Regions from separate parts of the Homo sapiens genome. Here region 1 is linked to region 2. The links are chromatin loops, found by intact Hi-C in ENCODE. Cell type or tissue: breast epithelium. All regions are shown on one strand. Links, peaks and the distances in the headings refer to the core of each region. The heading gives the core; the rest is flanking DNA. Region 1 overlaps FHIP1B (FHF complex subunit HOOK interacting protein 1B). Region 2 has its middle 27 kb from the start of CCKBR.

Evidence for each region. Peaks named below come from ENCODE experiments on the same cell type or tissue, not always from the same donor. Only the 100,000 strongest peaks of a DNase experiment are listed, where the experiment ranks them.
Region 1: a loop joins it to region 2, with 22 times the contacts of the local background. A loop is called at or near these places in 3 of 110 quality-filtered maps.

What each region holds. Positions count from the first base shown.
Region 1 is chr11:6,221,238-6,229,526 of GRCh38, reverse strand. FHIP1B (FHF complex subunit HOOK interacting protein 1B) reads left to right here. Exons shown (of 12, transcript NM_001098794.2): 2 at 4,820-5,148; 3 at 5,279-5,917; 4 at 6,289-6,447; 5 at 6,630-6,716; 6 at 6,918-7,085. The coding sequence starts at 5,011. Among named protein-coding and RNA genes, the nearest start is that of FHIP1B, 9.3 kb to the left of the region's middle. In breast epithelium, for the core only: no CTCF peak of the experiment used is centred there; no DNase peak of the experiment used is centred there; H3K27ac peaks cover 555 bases.
Region 2 is chr11:6,282,190-6,290,524 of GRCh38, reverse strand. No RefSeq gene overlaps it. Among named protein-coding and RNA genes, the nearest start is that of CCKBR, 27 kb to the right of the region's middle. In breast epithelium, for the core only: no CTCF peak of the experiment used is centred there; no DNase peak of the experiment used is centred there.

The sequences.
Region 1 (8,289 bases), core at 290-8,289, 61 kb after region 2:
TCAGCTGACTGAGGTATGCATGGGAGGCGATAAGGATGGACACATCAGAGCAGGTTATATCTCTTTTCTCAGTCAGAGATATGGGCACTTGGGTCAAATAGGATCAGGAGAAGGAAGCAGGAAAGGGACATGTAATTTACAGAGTACCTTCTTTATGGTTGGAATGCTACATAGGTTGTTATGTGACTTAATTTTTAAAACTAGCAATACTTATTTCATCAGGAATTTATAGATGAGGAAGCTGAGGCTCAGATATGTGAAATGATTTATTTAAAGTCACACAGCTGGGGAATGGTGGACTGGGATTCAAACCATTGAGGGACTCCAGAGTTCAGACTTTACCTACTACTCTGTATTATTCTTGTTTGATTGTCTTTGTTTTCAGTCTTTAAAATGAGATACGATTGAGAAAAGTGTTCCATAAACATTAATACTCTTTTTTCAATGAGGCTCTTTGCAGGTGGCAGATAGCTCAAGCTGGGTTTGGGAAGAGTTTAATAAAGGGACCATATTTACAAAGATATGGATAGGGTTTAAGGAAACCAACAAGGGATGGTACAGTATCCCAGGGCTAATAACTGTAAGAGGGGCTAGCCATAGGGGAGAGTGCTTACCACTTTTCTCAACCGTTGACTTTATCTTTTCCAGTCCATGCCTAATTGGGACCATAAATAGCTGGGTGGATAAGTACTTGTCCAGTGCATCCCTGCTGATGGCTACTAGTCTTTGTTGCTGCGTTAATGATTTATTAAGAAACCATGTATGAAAGACTTAGCAGTGCTTCTGTGGCTTTGCCACCTTCTCACCCATTTTCTTCTCTCTCACCCCCATTCTTCTAGTGAGTGAGGGAGGGAAGGTGGGGTGGGGTTGGTGGTGGATTGGATGTTAGCTTCTGTCTTTCTTCATGTTCAGATTTGCCTGAAGTAGCATCCATCCTTTATTTATTACTCATTTTTTCCTTTTTCAGAGAAGGTGTCTTACCTATTTTTCTGAGTATACCCGATTTTAATGCCATTTATCTCTATCTTATTTATTTATAACTTGTCACTTTCTTCAGACTACTGCTCTCACTTGACAGACACCCTTGAGCCTCCCCATCCTACAGCAAAATCAAAAGGCTTTTTCTTGACTCCCCTTACCACAACTTCTTTAAGCTATTGCCCTATTTTTTTTTTTGAGACAGAGTTTCACTCTTGTTGCCCAGGCTAGAGTGCAATGGTGCGATCTTGGCTCACCGCAACCTCTGCCTCCTGGGTTCAAGCGATTCTCCTGCCTTAGCCTCTTGAGTAGCTGGGATTACAGGTGTGCACCACCACACCCAGCTAATTTTGTATTTTTTAAAATAGAGATGGGGTTTCACCGTGTTGGTCAGGCTGGTCTCAAACTCCTGACCTCAAGTGATCTACCTGCCTTGGCCTCCCAAAGTGCTGGGATTACAGGCATGAGCCACCACGCCTGGCCTACCCTATTTTTATCCTTTCTCATTTTACTGAATTTCCTGAAAGTACATCTTACATTTCGATTCCTATTCTTTAACTAACTAATTTGACTAAGTTTGTAAAAAACTTGATTGCACCATTTTTAGTCTTCATTCTACTTGATCTTTCTATAGAACTATACACTATGGGCAACCTCCAGTTTCTTGAAACTTCCTTTCTTTGATGTCTAGATCATCGTTATTTCTTGGGTTTCTCCTTTTATTTCTGGCTCCCTTCAAAGTCTTCTTTAAAGACTCCTCCTTTTTAACTTTCCTACGTCCTGGTTTTCCCCATGATTTTACCCTTACCTCCTTTCATGATCTGCTGTTCTCCTTGGATAATTCCATCTACTTCCATAGCTTCATAGTTGTCTATAAGCTGCTAACTCTTGAATTTGTATCTTTTGTCTTGATTTTATTCATTATCTCAAGTATGGTATTCCTACTTGCTTTCTGGACATCATGAATATCCTGTAGATGTCTCAAAACTTAACATGTTCAAAACTGTACTCAACCTCTTTTCTAAAACACAATTCCCCTTCTTATGTGTTTCTAGTCTGTTAATGGCTTTATCTTTTACTGAATCTCCTATACTTCCTATGAGAGTCTTCTCTCATCCCCCATTTGTTTGCCAGGTCTTGTTGCTTTTACTTTGCGGTTAATTTAAATCTGGAGGCAGATATTCTGCATTTGCATTTTAGTCCTGTCACTAGCTGGGTAATGTTGGGCAATTTATTTAACCTCTCTGGGCCTTGATTTCCTCCTATGTAAAATGTGGATAATAATACTTAAATGGGTTTTTATGAGGTTTAAGTTAGCTACTTCGTGTAGTGCTGGAATGGAGCCTGGCATGTAGTAAATATATGTTTGCTGTAATACTTATTAATTCAGCATTCAATTTCAAAAGCATATTTGAGTTCAGGCTGTATGTTTGCACTGGGATTTCAAAGAAAAATGAATGCTATTTTTATTTTGTCAAGGAACTTGCTATTGATTGGCAGAGGTATTACAGGTATAAATAATTTCAGTATTGCATGGAACATATTAAGATAGAGGCGAATCTCAGATTTATCTTTCCTAATATTTCTCTTAGTTCATGACATTACTTTCTTATTTTCAAATGGACTATTGAAACAGCTTCTTATAAATTGTCCACTGCAATCCATCTCTCTCTGCTCCATCTTATTCTGTTACCTGATGTATTTTTGAAGGACAATCTGATCTTACCATTTTCTTGTTTAAAAACCTCCTTTGTTTCTAGGGTGTCAGTAGACAAAAGCTAAACTCCTTAGCATAATATTTAGCAATACTTATAACCGTCACCCACATTTACCCTTCAACTAATGTTGTGCCTCTCTTCTCTGAATAGTCTGTGATTAAGGCACACTAAATTTGCAACTGTTCTTTGAATTTTTCGTGTTCTTTCACGGTACCATAGTTTTGTACGTACTGTTTTTAATATGAAGAAAACCTTTCCCTCTGCTCTCTGCTTAATTAGTATCTCATTATTAAAGATCTAAGTTCAATATTAACTCTGTGGAACCCTCTAATAGCCCAGGCAGAGTTAGTTGTTTTCCTTCATGCCCCCATGACACTTTTTATAAATACTTCTATTTACAATATTTGTTGGATTTATGTTTATGCTACCTCAACTGTTTTTATCCATCTTTGTTATTTCCAGTGCTTACTTAGAACAGTGCCCAGTATTTTATCCATATGGATATACATTGAGTTAATGAGTAAGCCCTACCTGCTCTTTAGGACTGGGCCCCTCCCTTTATAAGACTCACCTGTTCTATAGAAATTTTGCTTAAACATAGTGGCTACCTTCCTTTAGTTGTGAGCTGGAAATTGTGTGAGAGAGTATCTGGGTGAAGGGAGATATTGTTAATATAACCTTAGGGCAAAATGTGGGGCTGGTGCCAGGTCTCTGGATTCCTTCGGCCTTTGTTGAGTATAAAGAGGAAGGACAACTGAACCACCCCTTTCCTTTCAAGGTTTTATGCTTGTGAGAGACAGTACTGATGAGGGTGTGGTGGCTGTAAAGGAGAAGGAACTATGGTTCCTTCTCCAATAGCTACTTGGTACTTTTTTCCTTTTTCTTGTGAGGATGTCTTACCATTTTCTTGGGAGCGAGTTTGGGTTGTGTCTGGCAGGAGTGGAGATGGGAATGTGTCTGTCTTCCTTACTGGAAAGGAAACAGCTCTTCTTTATTGGTTGGCTCTGAATTCTTCCTCTTAAGAGTATTCAGTCAGTTAAGGGTCTTATTTGCTCATCTCCCATAGGTCACTGGGTAGGTTTCTAGGGAAGCACCTGTGATAGACAGAAATTTCTTCTTCAGTAGTCCCAGAGGGCTAGAGTCAGATCAAGGCTGGATTTCTTGATTGATTGTTCATTCATTCATTCATTCACTCACTTATTTGCTTCAGCATTAATACGTTCAACGAATATTTATTGAGTCCCTAGGCCCTGGGGATACAACAGACACAATAAGACAAACCCTGCCCTCAAAGAAGCTACCTAATGTGGGGAAGATAGACAAATAAATAAATAGTTTCAGGTAGTGAAAACTGCCAAGAAGAAAGGATTAGGAAGCTAGAGAGTGAAGGTGAGAAGATGTGCTATTTAGATAGAATTGTTAGGCAGGGCCTATCTGGGGAGATGATTTGAAACAAACAAACAAACAAAACGAGCAATGACAGCAATGTGAAAAGCAGGAGAAGGACATTCTAGTCTAGGCAGAGGGAACAAAAAGTATTCAAGAAGGCCTGTGTCACTAAAGTGTGAGTGAGAAGGAGAATGGTAGGAAGTTATACAGATTAGATTATGTAGGCTCCTGTAGGCCAAGATAAGGAATTTGAACTATTACAGTGTGTTAGGAAATTATTGGAGAGTATTCAGCAGAGGACAGGTCATATAATTTAGGTTTTAAAAATATCACTCTGGTTGTTTTGATAACTCTTAGGAGGATAGTAAAGGAATCATGGAGACCAGATTGGAAGCTACTGCAATAGTGAGACATATTTTGAAGGTAGAGATGATAGAGTTTGCTGATGAACTGGATATTGGAAGTAAGGAAAAGAAAAAACAAGGATAATGTACACATTTTCAGCTTGAGCATTTAGGTTAATTTTGGTATCATTTTCTTTTGAGATGGAGAAAGTTGAAGGAGTAACAGGTTTGGTGGTAGAAATCTGAGTTCTGTTTTAGACATGTCAGTTGCTGATTGTGTGTATGTGTGTATGTATATATAGGTGTGTGGAGTTTTCAGTGGAGTGGTGGTTCTGAGTTCTGGAAAGTGAGCTTCTATTTATCCCTTCCATTATCTCTTCTCTGAATTAGATTTAGAAATCTGGACTGGCCAGTGACCTCTGGGCTTGCCATTCCAGCCTGGTATAACCTCTGGCTCCATGGGCAGCTACTGGCTCCTACAGACCGGATGAAGCAGACTGGAGACACAAGTGGAGAAAACCTCCAGCTGGCAAATCCTCAGAGTGTAGGCCTCTGGCTGCCAGTCCTGCCCAGCCTGCCTCATGGAGAGGATGAATTGGCTGAGCAGACTGGCCTCCCGGGGCCCTGGGCACCGTATACCTCAAGGGGCCAATCTCCAAACCCCAGTCATGGCTGATCCCGAGACCTGCCTCATGGTCTTCAAGAATCACTGGTCCCAGGTAGGAGACTGTATGGCAAAGGGCCTTGTCTGCTGATCACCTGAGTTCTCCCAGCCTTCTATATTCTCCTCATCCCATTTAGTAACCTTATCAATTTAGATTCCTTCCATCTTCTGTCCTTTTTCCCTAGGTGGTGCGAATCCTGGAGCGGCAAGGCCCTCGGGCAGCTCCTGGGGGTGCAGACGATCTCAGTGCTGTGCGCAACCACACTTACCAGATGTTGACACTGCTGGCAGAGGACCGTGCAGTTCCCTCGGCCCCCACAGGCCCTGGGCCCCTGCTGGAGTTTGCTCTGCACGAGGATCTGCTGACCCGTGTGTTGACATGGCAGCTGCAATGGGATGAGCTTGGGGATGGGGTCGAGGAACGGCGGGCTGAGCAACTGAAACTATTTGAAATGCTAGTGAGCGAAGCTCGCCAGCCACTGTTGCGGCATGGTCCAGTTCGTGAGGCTCTGCTCACCCTGCTGGATGCCTGTGGCCGCCCTGTGCCCAGTAGCCCAGCACTGGATGAAGGCTTGGTGCTACTTCTCAGCCAGCTGTGTGTTTGTGTGGCCCAGGAGCCTTCATTGCTCGAGTTCTTCCTGCAGCCACCTCCTGAGCCTGGAGCCGCTCCCCGTCTTCTTCTCTTTTCTCGCCTTGTCCCTTTTGTGCATCGAGAGGGCACCCTGGGCCAGCAGGCCCGTGATGCCCTACTTCTTCTCATGGCTTTGTCAGCTGGGAGCCCCACTGTGGGCCGCTACATCGCGGATCACTCTTACTTCTGCCCGGTTAGCACCCCCTGGCTTGGAGGGTAGGGTGTGGTGTGTAGATACTGAACAGCACCTTCCTATCCAGGAGATGGGGAGAGGCTATGTTCCAGGGCCCGTTCCCCTAGGAAACAGTTCCTGGATTTGAAAGCAGCCCCCTGGAGTTGTAGTGGGGATGAATCATGGGCTTAGATGGATAGGGCAGATACTAAGTCTCTTTGTAGGCCTGTGAATTCTAGGTGAGTTTCAGGCACATTGGGTAGGCAAATGCTTGCTTTGGTAATAGCTTATACCCCTATTCCCATCAAAACTCTGGATTACTAGCTCCCCTGTTCCAGTTTTTATATTTTATAAATGTATTTTATATATGAGCTTTTGGTAACTTCTCATAGGTGCTGGCCACAGGGCTCAGTGCCCTGTACTCATCACTGCCTCGAAAGATTGAGGTTCCAGGGGATGATTGGCACTGTCTGCGACGGGAAGACTGGCTGGGAGTGCCAGCCCTTGCACTCTTCATGAGTTCCCTGGAGTTCTGCAATGCAGTAATTCAGGTAGGACTGAAAGTCTGGCCCTTGGTCATTTTTGGGAGATTAGGTAGGAGGGGGTATATTCCCTGGAGTTCTGTCATTTTTCCATCTTGGAAGTAGGATGCCTCTCTGTAGTGTACTATTCTACTCCCTTCCAGGCAGTGGTCTCCTCATAACCCTCCCCCTTCTCTCTGGCACTCCTACAGGTGGCTCACCCCCTGGTGCAGAAGCAGTTGGTTGATTATATCCATAATGGGTTCCTGGTGCCTGTCATGGGTCCTGCCTTGCACAAGGTGAGAGTCATGGGTGGCAAGGCATATAAGGGGCTAAGCTGCAGTGGTAACCTCAGTGACAGGACTAACGTAGGAGGCGGTGGGTAGAGTACTCCTCCCTTTTGCCCTGTCTGCTCCTGATTTCTCTTAGAATCCAGGGAAAATGGCCCTGTATGTGCAGGGAAGCTGTGCATTTCCAGACTTTCCCTTCTTTTTGTGCAGACCTCTGTGGAGGAGATGATCGCCAGTACCGCCTATCTGGAACTTTTCCTACGGAGTATCTCAGAGCCTGCTTTGCTCCGTACCTTCCTGCGATTCCTGTTGTTGCACCGGCATGACACCCACACCATCCTCGACACCCTCGTTGCTCGTATTGGCAGTAACTCCCGGGTATGGCCCTTACCCCTGTCCTAGCTTACCTGGATGACCCATCTTCTTTCTCTGACCTTTGTTCTGGGAGGGTATTCCTGCCCTTCTTTTGCCTGTATCTCCAGCAGTCACCTCAAAATTAAGTGGCATTAACTTTCCAGCATTAAACTTTTAACCATTTTGGGTACAGATTTTAATCTACTCCCCTGCTTTTATGATAGATGAATCTAGAACACAGTCACCTTTTCTGGATGACTTTGGCTGTTCATCATGACTATAGGTTTTGCTACTGTGCAGTGTTCGTAATGTAGTATTGGCCTGAGTTCTCTTAAACTGTTTATCACTCTGTGGCCTGCTTTGGGTGACTTGAGAGCACTTTAGGTTGTGTGTCTGCTTTGGTAGGTGATCCAGGTGCTACTGATATGCTTGCCTTCTTTCTCCTTTGGATTTGCTGCTTTTGAACTATAGCTTGGAGCACTCATCCACCCACCTATCTACTTTCGGTCCTTCCTCCTAAACATTTTTACTGAATGTTCACTGTGTGCCATACTGTTTGCTGGTGCTGGGGATACAGTGATAAATAAGGTAGACATTGTTGCTGACTTCATGGAGCTTACTTTGTAGAGAAGACAGACAAGCAAACACATTAATAAGTTGTGGTCAGGGTTATGAAAAAACTAGAGTGCTTAGAAATAATAGGGTGGCCAAGGAAGACCTCTCTGAAGAGATGACATTGAACTGAGACATAGAGATTATAAAGGAGTTAACTTATTGATCAAGTAGAAGAACAGGAAAGCAAGGGGAACAGCATGCAAAGGACATCAAATGGGGGAAGAGCTTAACATGTTTGAGGAAATGAAAGACTAGAGGTGTAGTGAGCAAGGGGAAGAAGGGAATGAGATAAAAATAGAGGGGTAAAATTCAGATCATGCATGACCTGGAAGACCATGGCAAGAAGTTTGGATATTAACAAATAGAAATATATATAACATGGGAGTGGGTGGTTTCCAAGTTATAAAGACTTAAGCCCCTCTAGGAGAATAAAGCATTAATTTTGCCATGGACTTCATGGCATTTATTTTGCCTCTGGGACCATTTTTGCTTCCTTTTTTTATTATAAGTTAAAGTTTCCTGGATCCATGTGTTTAAAATAGAAGTTCTTTCATCACTAAGAGCTCTGGAAAACTTCTAGATAATGAGATACTAGATAGTAGAGTTCCAGGTC
Region 2 (8,335 bases), core at 84-8,083:
CACTTATCCAGTGTAACACAGCTAGTGAATATTAACACCAGGATTTGAACCCAGGCACACACTCTAGAGAAGAAGACAGGAAAGGCAAGAGGCTCTTGAGAATTCAGAGGGTCCTGAGAAGGGGGTATGCCAAGGCTGTGGGCTAAGAGTTATTAAGGTCGCAATCCTCTCCTTCCTCTCTCTTTAAAACAAATATTAATGGTGAGAGTGAGCTCTGGGCTAGGTACCGAGTAAAGGGTGGTGAAGGACACAGATAGGTCCCAGAGCTTACTGTGTGAAAGGAGAGAGCCACAACAAAAATAAGCATGTAATCTTAAATATTTGTACATGCTATGACGAAAAATTAGAAGGGCGTAACAGGTAACGAGTGGAGGACAGTTTAGACTAAAGGAGTAGGAAAGGCTTCTTTTGAGTAAGAAATTTTTAAATAGAGACCTGACAAAGAAGTATAATAAGTTAGTCAAATGAAGAGGAGGAGAAAAGAAGAAATTGCTAATGAAAAGAGAGAAATCATTCCTGATGTAGGAACGGTAAAAGGAAAGTAAATCTTGGGACCCCCAAATCACTAAGCCAAAGGGAAAAGTCAAGCTGGGAACTGCACTGGGAAAACCTGCCACCCGTTCTATTTTTTCCTTTCACAGAACAAACAGGACTTTTGAACAAGTGAAAGATGCTAGATGAGTAGGCAGGGGTTAGAGCAGGCAGAGAAGTGTTGAAAGTTTCAGGAGGGGACTTACAGGGTCCCTACCACTGGAATGAATTAGCAGAGGGTTTTGGCATTTTGAAGCTAAAGTCTCAGAATTTGTTGGTCAGTTATGGAGTCAGAAAGTGACCCTTGAAAGTGTGGGGATTGGGGCTCCTGAGGCAGGAACTGACCTTGGGCTTTGCCTATCTCAGGGGCTCCTGGTCTCAGTAGATTTTTCAGGGTCCGCGTTCTCTTCTCACCTACCCATTCTCTCCCACAATTTAGTCAGACCTCTGCAACAGATTTTCAAACTGTCCAGTCATTTCCACCTGGCCCTTTTCTACCTCTCCATCCACTTAGCATAGCATTTTCTCTTCGGGTATGGAAGAAATAGCTCAATTTTTTTGTTTTTACTCAAACCAGCTCTGGCATTTTGTACCTTTCTTCCTTTGCTCAAAACTACTTGTCATTCTTGGAATTTGACTCTCTTTTCATATTCACCTGGGAAGAATTTTAGAGCTGTAGAGAGCAGCCTAGCTCAGAAGGTACTTCCTCCACAAAGCTTTCTCAGACCCCCACAGTCAAAACCTCTATTTTGCCCATTATTGCCCATTCAAGGAGATCATAGTTGGCTTGCCTTAAAATTTTATTTCCTGCACATCTGTGCCTTCCAAACGTGAGTGAACCTATCTAGGGATGGACCATGTTACATCTTCTCAGATCTAGCCCCTTGCCTGCAGTTTCTCCTCTCCTTTCCTATAGTGGGGAATATTTCTTCACTCAAATTGATCAGTGGTGTGACCAACTTTGTAATCCTCACCTCCTAACCATATTCCCAATATTCCACAAAGGTAAGAGTCACTTGGATGTTTGTTAAAAAGTCAGATTCCTGGGCTTTGCCCTAAACCTAATGAATCAGATTCTTCAGACATGCCTCTCACATGTTATATACCTCTCTTTAAACATAATTTATATTTTTCCCTAGCAGCTTTGAAGCTTTTCTCTTTTTCGTTGGTTTTCTTTATCTTCACTATGATGGCTCTATGTGTGTATTTCTTTTGTACTTGCTGGAATTCGTAGTGCTAAAGGAAAGGGGTCCTGATTCAGACCCCAAGTGAGGGTTCTTAGATCTTGCGCAAGAAATAATTCAGGGCGAGTCCACAGAGTAAAGTGAAAGCAAGTTTATTAAGAAAGTAGAAGAATAAAAGAATGGCTACTCCATAGACAAGAGTAGCCCTGAGGGCTGCTGGTTGCCCATTTTTATGGTTATTTCTTGATGATATCCTAAACAAGGGGTGGATTATTCATGCCTCCCATTTTTAGACCATATGGCGTAACTTCCTCACGTTGCCATGGCATTTGTAAACTGTCATTGGTGCTGGTGGGAGTGTAGCAGTGAGGATGACCAGAGATCACTCTCATCACTATCTTGCTTTTGGTGGGTTTTAGCCAGCTTCTTTACTGCAACCTGTTTTATCAGCAACATCTTTATGACTTGTATTTTGCGCTAACCTCCTAACTCATCCTGTGACTTAGAATGACTTAACTGTCTGGGAATGCAGCCTAGCAGGTCTCAGCCTTATTTTACCCAGCTCCTATTCAAGATGGAGTTGTTCTGGTTCATATGCCTCTGACATGTCCCTTCTGCCTTTTATAGGAGAACCCTTAATCCTAAGGTTGCAGAGGGATGACGATCCATCTTTTGTAACGGCTTCACCTGAATAGGGGTGATGATATTCCTGCCTAGCTATTAGAGCCTCTTGTGTTTAGGGTAGAGAGGAACTCAATCAGAAAGCATTGGTATGGCAAGGGCCAATCATAACTTTGAGTTCCGAGAAAAGGTGATATCTCGAAGATTAATACGTATTTAGTTTAAGAAAACGTTCAGTAAGCTTATCCTACATTCCTACACAAAGAGTACAACAGCAATATATTCCACAACAGTAAAGCAAAATAAGTAAAACTATCTCAAGTAAACTAAATTAGAAGGCTTTATATGAATTGGGCAACTATTGGAACCAAGCTGATATAGGGTTGCTAGATGATTCCAGTACATGCCCAGAATTAGAATACTGATTCAGATTTTCACATTACCTTTCCCTTTTGTTTCTTCTGAGCAGCAGTCAGAGATTTCTGGTTGGTTCACAGAAATAAGCAGCGTTAGCCTAAATTGCAGAAACAAACTTAAAAACAACTGATGAGACTAGAATTTAATAAACAGTGTACCACAGTTCTTGAAACATAATTTCTCTCTCCAGTGTCCCATTTTTACTAAAGATAAGTTATGGTAAGACCAATTTGCTTTGTTTTGCTTGGCCTGATTACTTGTATAAAGTGCAGCAAAAATAATTATTTTTTTCATAAGCTCTTTTTGCACAGGCTTTGATGGAACTCTGTTCCCTAGAAGGAATCTTACATAAGACTTTTTTAGAGCCGAGCCCTTTCATGGGTTTGTACCCTCGAATACCTATGAGTTGAATAAATTCCTCTCCTCTTGGGGTCGCAAGATAACCTGGGGCTTCTGGACCTGTTAGAAAGTGACATTCTTTACTTACCACAGGTCAGAAACCTTGTATGGGGACTGTTATCCATACCTTGTATGGGGACCTTGTAGACAAGGTCTGAGGCCAATTGCCCAAGGGGCTTTTATTGGCTTTACAAGTCAAGTTTGATTCCTTAAAGAAAAGCACACCATTCCAATCAAAGTGTTGGTAAAATAACCAATTTCTCCAATTGTGTCCTGTTGCAAAAGAAAACATTCTTATTGCACTTATGCAAATACCTATATTGCCATAACTTAAGAATATTCACAACTAGTTTCCAAATTCTGGAGAAATCAGGTAGAGAGAAACAAATAAGCTCCAAATTTTGTTCGGAGGAGTATACTTTACTCAATTGCTAAAAGCTGTAAATAGCTCAAAAAAAAGTTTTCTTGACTCTGAAAAACAAAACAAAGGATTTAAGCAAAAAACGTTTTAAGCAAAAAGTTTAGAAGATACTTCAGACTTCTTTAGTTACTCTATGCAGTTAACTTTTGTTTGATATTCATGAACATTTCAGCTCCCTGTGAGAGCTCTGAAAGTTTTTTTCCTCTATTCTGATGTCACAATCTCCGAAGTTACCAGAAAACCTGCATTTAAGAGCCCCTGTATAGCTCTATAGCTGATTGTAAACCACCTTCTAAAGAGGAACAAAACGAGACTACAATTTTTTTATGGATGACAAAAAGTTTTAGCACAGTCAAGCCAAAATTGACTAGGAAATTTTGAGTACCTTTGTGGCACACAAGGATTTTATGTAACAATCGTACACTAAGTCCTGTCAGAATTACAGGAGTTTTAAAATAATTTTGGAACACATACCAATAACACATTTATACAAATACAGCCCAAAGAAAGCTAAACACTATTTTATATTTAATAATGCTTCCTGTATGATTTTTATGCCAAAAAAGCCAAATGTCACTGTTGCATTAGGGCATTATTGATGTCAAACCCAGTTCTTAATAAAACCTTATAGACAAATCTACCAAATTTTAATGTTTGGCCATAAGGTAAGATTCTCATAAACCTTTTATAACCCTTAAAAATTTTTGTTAAAGAGCAGATTATAAGCAGGTTTTTGCTCTAAGAAAAACCTGTTGTGCTTTTGTTCCAATGTTCAGTTTACAGAAAAACTGAATAATGCCACTTTAACTTTAGCCAACATGTTTACACACAGAATTTCTTTTACAATTAGTTCTTTACAAGCCTTCGATAACTTGTTCAAACCTTTAGCTTTATTTTATTTAACTTAAAACAATCCTTTGACCCTTTAAACTTAGGCAAAAAATCCACATTCCTATGCCTTCTTATAATCTTTTACCAAAAACACGTTTTACTTTTTTTTACATGCCTTACATGTAGAACCGTTTCCTCAGTAGTCTCAATTACATGTTATAATGTTAACTCCTGGCAACTTTTATTTTTGGTGAAAACCTTGGTAAGTTTGGGATTTTAATGATGTACTAGGTGTGGAGCCTAGCCTAGGACATACCAGGCAGAAGTGCAGATAAGAGCTGACCCTCCAGCATAGCTAGGGGACATGGCTAACTCCACATGTGTCCAGGTCTTACCTACAATCTAATATCTCCAAGGGAGGTAAATTGAACAATTTTTAAACGTCAAAGAAGCAGTTTATGACCTTAAAGCCTTTAGCAAACTTAATATCTAACCTGTGTAATTTAGACCAAATGTTTACATTTTTGAAGATATTTTTATTTTACCAATAATCTTTAAAACTGTCTTTATTTTCTGAGGATTACTTAAGTCACATGAACTAAAAGGCATTATACTTTTTACTTTTCTGACAAAATATTTGATTTAAGCTTTTATTACTATTAAACCAATTAATCAAAGCTCTTTTAGATATAAACGTCACACACACAACACATACAAATACACAGACAGACAGAAGATAAAGGATTCATCCGTAAGCCAGAAATGCACCCTAAACTTGGGCCACCATTGTGAAAAGAGAAAGCACAGCCACATGGTTACAAGGTCAGGCTCCCAAGGACATGACTGACCAGAGGGAAACCTCATGCAGTTCACACACACACACACACACACACACACACACACAGAAACAGAGAGAGAGAGGCCAGGCATCTGACTGGTAACACATTCTTATCCTTTTGCTGGCATGCCAGGTCTCTGGGTTCCCTTTCCCTGAGCGTCCCTAGTGACCCGTCTGGCTGCACCACAGCCCTGTGGGCCAAGACGCAACACAAAGGAAAATTATCTTTTTCTGTTCTGGTCAGAGCAAAATATGTGTGACAAAACATAGACATTAACCACTCTACTTAGCACCCAGTATCAAACTGGCAAGGCTCAAACTTGCCCCTATCATCATAAATCCAACCTCCGACCAGGAGTTTCAACATGTGTTCTCTGGGCAAGATGGTCACCCTGAGTAATAGAAAAAAAAAGAAATGAGAGAAAGAAAAGCATTGCTTGTGGCAGGGTGGGGAAGGCGAGGCTCTCAGGGAGGCCAGAGAAAGACCCACCCATTGCAGCGACCCTGAAAAGTTCAGGCGGCCGCTTGTTGGTCGTGAAGGGATCTTTTCCAGCAGTCCCACCAGCTCTCAAGTTTCCCCTTTTAGGAAGCAAAAAGCTCCCCATGTCCCACGATCCTGTAAGTGCCTAATTCTGTCACTCATAGCCATCAGCAAAGAGTGCAAGGCAGATTAATCCAAAGAAAATAGCAGTTAACATCCCATAATGCCAAACCTGTTCTTAGATGAGAGGGACTTTACTGAGAGGGGCCTCTAACCCCCTAAATCTTAGGAGGGACTCTAACCCTCCTAAGTTGGGCCTCTAACCCAAGGTCAGTCAAGTATCCTTGCCTTTTATTAAGAGGGGCCTCTAACTCATTCTGTTTTGGAAGAGACTCTAACTAGCCTAAGTTGGGCCTCTAACCCAATCCCATTCTTTACCTGCGTACTCCACCACTTACCCAAAGTCGTCCAATCAGTGCTGCGGTCTATTTCCTTTGGGTTGGTGGGTCTCCTCAGTATTGTCCCTTCTGTGGCTCATGAGAAAGATGCCACAGGACCCCACCACTTATCCAAAGTTACCCTTTGGGTCGGGGGTTTCCACACTATATTCCCTTCTGTGGTTGCCAGAAAGATGTTACAGGAAAGGGTCCTGATTCAGACCCCAAGAGAGGGTTCTTGGATCTTGCGCAAGAAATAATTCAGGGCGAGTCCATAGAGTAAAGTGAAAGCAAGTTGATTAAGAAAGTAAGTAGAATAAAAAAAATGGTTACAAAGCAGCCTGAGGGCAGCTGGTTGCCATTTTTATGTTTATTTCTTGATGATATGCTTAAAAAAAGGGGTAGATTTTCCATGCCTCCCCTTTTTAGACCATATAGGGTAATTTATAAACTCATGGTGCTGGCGGGAGTGTAGCAGTGAGGATGACCAAAGGTCACTCTCATCACTCTCTTGCTTTTGGTGGGTTTTAGCCGGCTTCTCTACTGCAAACTGTTTCATCAGCAAGGTCTTTATGACTTGCATTTTGTGCCGACCTCCTAACTCATCCTGTGACTTAGAATATCTTAACCACCTGGGAATGCAGCCTAGCAGGTCCCAGCCTTATTTTACCCAGCTCCTATTCAAGATGGAGTTGCTCTGGTTCACATGCCTCTGACAATGGGGTGTCTTGAGTCTGTAGCTTTAATTTTTTGCTGGAAGCTGCCCTAAGTTCCTTGCCATGTGGGCTACTCCAATGTGGCCACTTACTTTACGACAGCTTCCTTCTTCACAGCTTGCAATGGAGAGAGAGTTTACTAACAAGACCTAGTCTTTTATAACATAACTACCCTGGGAGTGATATCCCATCAGTTTGCCATTTCTGTCAGTTACATGAAAGTCACAGGTCCCTTTCCCGACACTTAGGGTGGAGGGAGCTTAGAGCCTGTCCACCACAGTCTTCTATGAGACTCCCTACTTTGCCAGCCCCTGGCCTTGATTTCTGTACACTGAGACCCCCAGTGACGGTGTCAAATATTAGAAATGGGAGAATATGCAAGTGCCTTCAGGGCAAAAGTGGTTTCCACGGTTTCCAAACCCTCTAAGCTTTCCCTTCACTTTTTGAAATGATAATTCCTTACTGTTTTGTCATCTCTTTATTGATTTTAAGAAAATATTTCTTATATTTTGTCCAGTTTTTCTTTTTAAAATTATTTTCAGCAGAAGGGTTGAACTAAGTAACCTAGGCAACCACTTATTAGGAAAAAGAAGTCCTGATTTTAGGGCTTTAGAAGTTCTAAAAACTTGTTTAGTAGTTTTTAGAAGATTCACTGAGACTGCTGTTTGGGGAACACATGTAAGGATGCAAGCATGGGAGCAGAAAGATAAGTTAGTTATTAATATTACAATAACACAGTTGAGAGATGATGGCGGCTTCAGTATACAGAAACTCCAGATGCAAGAGGTAAATAATTTTCAAATAAGCCCTCTAAAAACAAATACCTAAGACTTTAACATCCTCATTTTTTCTCAAGTGACACAACTGAGATCTACAGGGTAGTGTTACCTTTCAGCATTTTATTTGTTTTGCCTTTCAGGACTTTAGCCTCCGTTTCAACCATACATACCATCAGACAACATGTTAAAACCCTATATATTCTAGCTACACATTTTTAGAGAACAAGTCCTGAGCTACTGTGTAATAATAAACTTTCATGTGCTGCCACCAATAAAATGTTTCCCATTTTTCTATTAAGAGAACAACAGGGCCGGTCGTGGTGGCTCACGCCTGTAATCCCAGCACTTTGGGATGCCGAGGTGGGTGGGTCACCTGAAGTCAGGAGTTCGAGACCAGCCTGGCCAACATGGTGAAACCCCATCTCTACTAAAAATACAAAAAAATAAGCTGTGCATGGTGGCAGGTGCCTGTAATCCCAGATACTCAGGAGGCTGAGGCAGGAGAATGGCTTGGACCCGGGAGGCAGAGGTTGCAGTGAGCCGAGATCATGCCACTGCACTCCAGCCTGGGCAACGAGCAAAACTTCGTCTCAGAAAAAAAAAAAAAAAAAAAAAAAAAAAAAAAAAAAACCCAAAACAAACAAGCAAACAAAACAATGGGAAGATACCGTACCGCTCCA